Regions from separate parts of the Homo sapiens genome. Here region 1 is linked to region 2. A link is a loop called in an ENCODE intact Hi-C map of the cell type or tissue named here. Cell type or tissue: Calu3. All regions are shown on one strand. Links, peaks and the distances in the headings refer to the core of each region. The heading gives the core; the rest is flanking DNA.

Region 1 (2,923 bases), core at 173-2,672, 150 kb after region 2:
GCAAAACAAACTTTAGCATAGAACTAGAGAGGGTAAGTGGTAAGTGACTTTAGGGCCATTTAAGAACTTTTACTGGTGGTTAACTTTCATTTAAGGACTTTTCTTAGTCAAAATGTGGAGAGGAAAATAGCATACACAGAATTTTTAAAAAGAGGAAACAGAATACTCACTAAAGAGTCCCCTGATCCCTTAAATTTATGAGTACACGGCTACTTCTTAAGTATTGGAGACTGACTGATTCCATTGATAGAGTATCCAAATCTAGAATATATTTACTAACAGAGTGTAATAGAATGATACAAAGTGGTTTTTAATTTTAAAACCTCATGTACATATGCCTCTCACATATGTCAGCCAGGATATTTCTTTTATTATTATTATTAATTTTTATTTTTATTTTAAGTTCCAGGGTATGTGTGTAGGATGTGCAGGTTTGTTACATAGGTAAATGTGTGCCACGGTGGTTTGCTCCACCTATCAACTCATCACCTAGGTGTTAAGCCCAGCACGAATTAGCTATTTTTCCTAAAGCTCTCCTTCCCCTGACCCGACTGCCCTACAGGCCCCAGTGTGTATTGTTCCCCTCCCCGCGTCCATGTGTTCTCATTGTTCAGCTCCCACTTATAAGTAAGAACAAGCGGTGTTTGGTTTTCTGCTCCTGCGTTAGTTTGGTCAGCCGGGATATTTCACTGGGCGTGCACATCACCAACAGCTAAAGCGTGTTCTGAAAACCAGTCACCACAAGATTGAGGAATTCTCTAGTTACTTTTCTCTGGCTTTAACTACTACAAAGCTCCCCTTTACAACCTGGTTCATGTTGGAGGGCATAGAAAACGATCACTTTGAACATCAGACCAAGATACACAGCTCAGTCTCAAACTTTCCCTGGGGTAAAACTATGGCTTGAAGGTGGGAGCTTAAGAAAGCTTTTTTAAGCCTGGATTTTTTCATCAAAATGTTAATAGCATTAGACGTGAGATGGATAAGTGGAGGAGAATGAAGGTAGACAGGCTTTGCTATTTTGCTCTGTATTTAAAAAAAAATTCTTTACATTGAGAAATTACTGTTTATACAATTTCTTTAAAAATTAATCATTCCATGATGAGTAAGTATGGAGAAAATTAGAGAAAAAATATGTGTTGATATAACAATAGTGGATGTGTGTATACTTAATGGAACTTTAAAATGCACAAGAAAAAAACTTACATCATTGACAAATTCACAATTACTGATGGTAATTTAATAACCTTTTCATAAAAGCATAAGTATGTGACCATTACTACAGGACTGAGTGAAGGGGGACAAATGCAGAAATGAAAACAAAGGAAAAAGGATTTGTTTTAAAAAAAAAAAAGGGGTTGGGGGCTCCTTGTTTCTAGTGAGCAAAGGCAGCCCTGAGCTTCTACAGCCCTTTGTATTTATTGGGTAGAAAGAGCAGGGAGGAGGAGGTAAGGATTGGTCAGCTGCTTGATTGATCACAGGTTCACATGATTGCTAACAAGCTTCAATTGTGCCTGTAGATAATCACAAGAAACACTGCCCCTGGGGGTTGACTGCCCTCAGCATTCCTTCTGGGTGGCAGAGGCAGTTTGTCAGTTTGCCAACAACCTGCGTTCATGAGAACAGTTTGCTGTTTGCTCATATAGCCTCCAGTGGTATACTGAGTCGGTCACGACCCTCACTCTTTCGGCCTCCAACATAAGTAGACAAAAAAATTAGGAAAGATATAAAAGATTTGAATGATACTATCAACCAACTTAACCTAATTGACATTTAAAGAACACTACACTCAACAATTGAAGAATACAATTGACCCTTGAACAACAGGGGTTTGAACTACTTGGTCCACTTATACACGGATTTTTTTCAAGAAGAGTTACACTGAGTGTGCCTGCCTCTTCTGTCTCCCCTTTCACCTCTGAAACAGCAATCCCTCCTCTTCTTCTTCCTCCTCAGCTTACTCAACATGAAGTCAATGAGGATAAAGACCTTTACAATGATCCACTTCCACTTAATGAATAGTAAATACATTTTCTCTTCTTTATGATTGTCTTAATAGCATTTTCTTTCCGCTAGCATGCTTTATTGTAAGAATACAGTGTATAATACACATAACATACAAAATATGTGTAAGCTGACTATTTTATTGATAAGGCTTCTGGTCAACAGTTGACTATTAGTAGTTAAGTTTTTGGAAAGTCAAAAGTTATACACAGATTTTCAACTGTGTGAGGGATCTATGTCCCTAACCTCTGAATTATTCAAAGGTCAACTGTGCATATTACTTTCAAGTGTACATGGAATGTGTAACAAGGTAGACTATATGCTGGACTATGAAACAAGTCTGAATACATTAAAAGACTGACATCATACAAGATATGTTCTTTAACCACAACAGAATCAAATTAGAACAGAAAAACAACCAGATATCTGAAAAATCTTTAAATATTTCGGAGTTAGGTAACATACTCCAAATAATCAATGGGTCAAGGAAGAAATGCAAGGGAAATTAGAAAACATTTTGTATGAAATTGAAAACATATCAAATTTTGTGAGACGTGCAAAAAGCAGTCCTTAGAAAGTTTTTATCTCTAAATGTTTATATTGGAAAAGAAAGAAGGTTAATATCAATGATCTAAATTTCCATTTATTGAAGTTTCAAAAGAAAAGTAAAATCCAAAATAAGCAGAAAATGTGAAATAATAAAGATGATAATAATAGAATTTTTAATTAAATGGAAAATGAATAAACAATAGAAAATCTGTGAAACCAAAAGTTGGTTCTTTGAAAGGATCAAAACCCGATACATTTCTAAATAGACTCATAAAGAAAAAAAAAAGAAAACACAAATTATCAGTATCAAGAATGAAATAGAGACATGGCTACAGATCCTATAGACATTAAAAGGATCATAAGGAAATAG
Region 2 (2,923 bases), core at 320-2,819:
ACCCTTCTTTCTGGACAAAGGAGATTTTCTTAGATGGCATGGGTGACTCAAACCCAACAGAAACATGAAATGTACAAACATCAATAGCTGCATTTCCAAACTGACAGACAAGTAACATTTCTAATTTTATCGTTCCACCATGAAAAATGAAGTTTGTTTTTTAGAAAGGCTTTGAGTCTGAAAAGCCACCTATATAAAGAAAACTACATCTGACATTTTAAAGTTCTCAAATGAAAACATCAGGCAAGCAGCTAACTAAAAATGAACCAAGAGACCACAGCTTTGTTTTACCTTCATCGTGACCCAGGAGAAGTAAGAAAAGTCCAGAATAAAAAGGTAGAGTCTAGGCAGATTTCTACCATTTAAAACTGAATAGAACCGATTTACTAAATTATACCTTGATGTTTCAAAAGATATGCCAGATGTCAAAAAGACCATTTTTAAAACTTCCTACTAGCCCCAATTCATAGCAAGTAAACTTTAAGTTAAAATGCAGCACTGAAAATTACGATCCACTTTCTTACAGACAGGTCTATACTTCTGTCTATGATTATACTGGGAGTAAAAGAGAAATCAGCAATATTCTGCACTTGTTTCATATCAACTCTTACTTGCCTTTGGCCAACAGGCAAATGATATTTTCAAGACCCATTCCCAATGCAGTCCTTCAATTATTAAGATAGCTTTTCATTTTCTTGGCTACTCTCCATGCCTCAGGTTTCTTACTCTAAAATAGATTCCAGAATATGTTGGGAATTACTATATTATGAAAGCCAAAAGCAATCTAATTTCTTTAACCTCCTAGGTATGATACCAATCGTCCTTACACCCTTTAGAAATCACCACCACAGCAAGTGGCATCTTTTCCCTTCATTACAGCCCTATCAAGTTGGCCATTCTTCTGCCACTGAACAAGCATTAGGAAGACAGAGGCATATTTTTTACCATATTATTGGCCCAAGCAATCAGATGGCCTCTCCACTTCACACTCCTTATGTTCCCTTCCCCTTCATGCAGAACAGCAGACTTCCATCTGTTCATCCAAGACCGTTCAAACAGTAGCAGCTAGGGACAAAAAGCATAAACAAAGAATCTTAGAAACTGAAAATAATGTATCAGGTTCTTTACTTACTAGTTTTACCTATCCTCGTGACCAAATAACAAACAAGTCACTCTCGACGTCTTTAATGTAGACTTACAGTAGTATGTTATTTGTACCTTGGAAAGAATTCCTAGCACATCATATTCTCCCCAGGAAGTTGTTTAAAATGGATGAGTGTTGAAGTTACTACAAGGCCAAGCCACAAGGTGGCACCAAAACACCAAGATTCATGGAAAATAATGCACATTAGTTAATCAAAAGATTTGTATCGCAAAAGTTCTTCAAATGATTGTCCGGGAACTAATTTATTTTGTAAATTGGGAAATCAAAACCTCTTTTAAGTTTTTCACTGAAAATAAGATATTAGTCACAGATTAAACTGTAATAGAAACAGTCTATGTTTTTCATTTGACTCAAATAATTGAACAATGACTTTTGAACAGTAATTCATGTCACAAAATAAAAAAACAATTGGAATTAAGCTTCTTTAGAAATTTCATAGTATCTAGGGTCTTTATTTTAACGGGAAGATTCTATCATTCAAAAAACCTGCTGGATAAATTTTAATATAAAATATAACTGGTCAAAAACCTCTACGATTAATAAAGATGTAATTCTAGGAAGTCATACATTATTAAGAACACAATAAATATTTTTCTTGACATATTCCATTTAAATCCTTTAAGAAAAGACATTTATACAGTATGTAACTTAAGGCATGCAATCCTGAAACACATGTTTATCCTTTCAAAGCAAATGCTGACAACAGATTCCATAACAGAATTACTAAAATTCCTACCACTACAAGCAATTTCAGTCTACCTTAGTATATTTTATGTCCTCTACCCACCCCAAAAGAGGCAGGGGAAACAGGTTAACAGGGGAAAGAGAGTAAATTCACATTTTATTTGTATTTCCTGTATATCTTTCTCAATAGACTAATACAGGCAGAGGAAGCACAAAATAAAATCCCTAAAATTAAATATGATGTCCATCATCACAAGTAAGCAAAGTACAGTTACTTTAAAATGCTACGACAGTTTGAAGTTGTGTGACTTCACAACTTCCACAGGGAGACTGGAGGCAGGGATTCTTCTGACCATACTTAGCCCCATCTTCCCATCAGATATATTCTCAGAGACCTTCTAACCCACCCTGTCCTCTCCTATCCCAGGTTCCAATTCAGAAGTCACTACTACCATGCCTTCCTACCCCCACAGTTAGAGGCCTTCGGGAGTGTCCCCAGACTGTGATTCAGCCTCTTCCTCCCATTTGCAGAAAACAGAGAACAGACCCCAGAAATGTAGGAAAGGGGGAGAAAGGCTGAGCATACAGTTCCTGCTACAGAGAAGATTATGCCCCACTAAAGACAGGCAGCTAAAAACAATTATTTTTATTTATTTATTTTTGAGATGGAGTCTCACTCTGTTACCCAGGCTGGAGTGCAGTGGCACCATCTCAGCTCACTGCAACCTCCACCTCCTGGGTTCTAGTGATTCTCCTGCTTCAGCCTCCCAAGTAGCTGGGATTACAGGCATGCACCACCATGTCTGGCTAATTTTTGTACTTTTAGTAGAGACGGGGTTTCACCATGTTGGCCAGACTGGTCTCGAACTCCTGACCTCAGGTGATCCACCGGTCTTGGCCTCCCGAAGTGCTGGGATTACAGGTGTGAGCAACCACGCCTGGCCACAACAATTAAACATGATGAATTGATAAGATCAAAATGTCTATCTTCTATCTGTGGCCTGGATCTGATGGAGGTGATCGTCCGAAATGGGTGAAGCACAGTGAGTGCTCAATAATCACCTGCTGGAATGA

Evidence for each region. Peaks named below come from ENCODE experiments on the same cell type or tissue, not always from the same donor. Only the 100,000 strongest peaks of a DNase experiment are listed, where the experiment ranks them.
Region 1: it touches region 2 in a loop (2.8-fold over the local background); 30 of 110 quality-filtered maps call a loop at or near these places.

Annotation. Positions count from the first base shown.
Region 1 is chr7:38,946,185-38,949,107 of GRCh38, forward strand. No RefSeq gene overlaps it. Among named protein-coding and RNA genes, the nearest start is that of POU6F2, 30 kb to the right of the region's middle. In Calu3, for the core only: no CTCF peak of the experiment used is centred there; a DNase peak (open chromatin) is centred at 1,557.
Region 2 is chr7:38,795,800-38,798,722 of GRCh38, forward strand. VPS41 (VPS41 subunit of HOPS complex) reads right to left here. Exons shown (of 29, transcript NM_014396.4): 8 at 946-1,065. Among named protein-coding and RNA genes, the nearest start is that of VPS41, 110 kb to the right of the region's middle. In Calu3, for the core only: a CTCF peak has its summit at 1,301 (motif pointing right); a DNase peak (open chromatin) is centred at 1,302.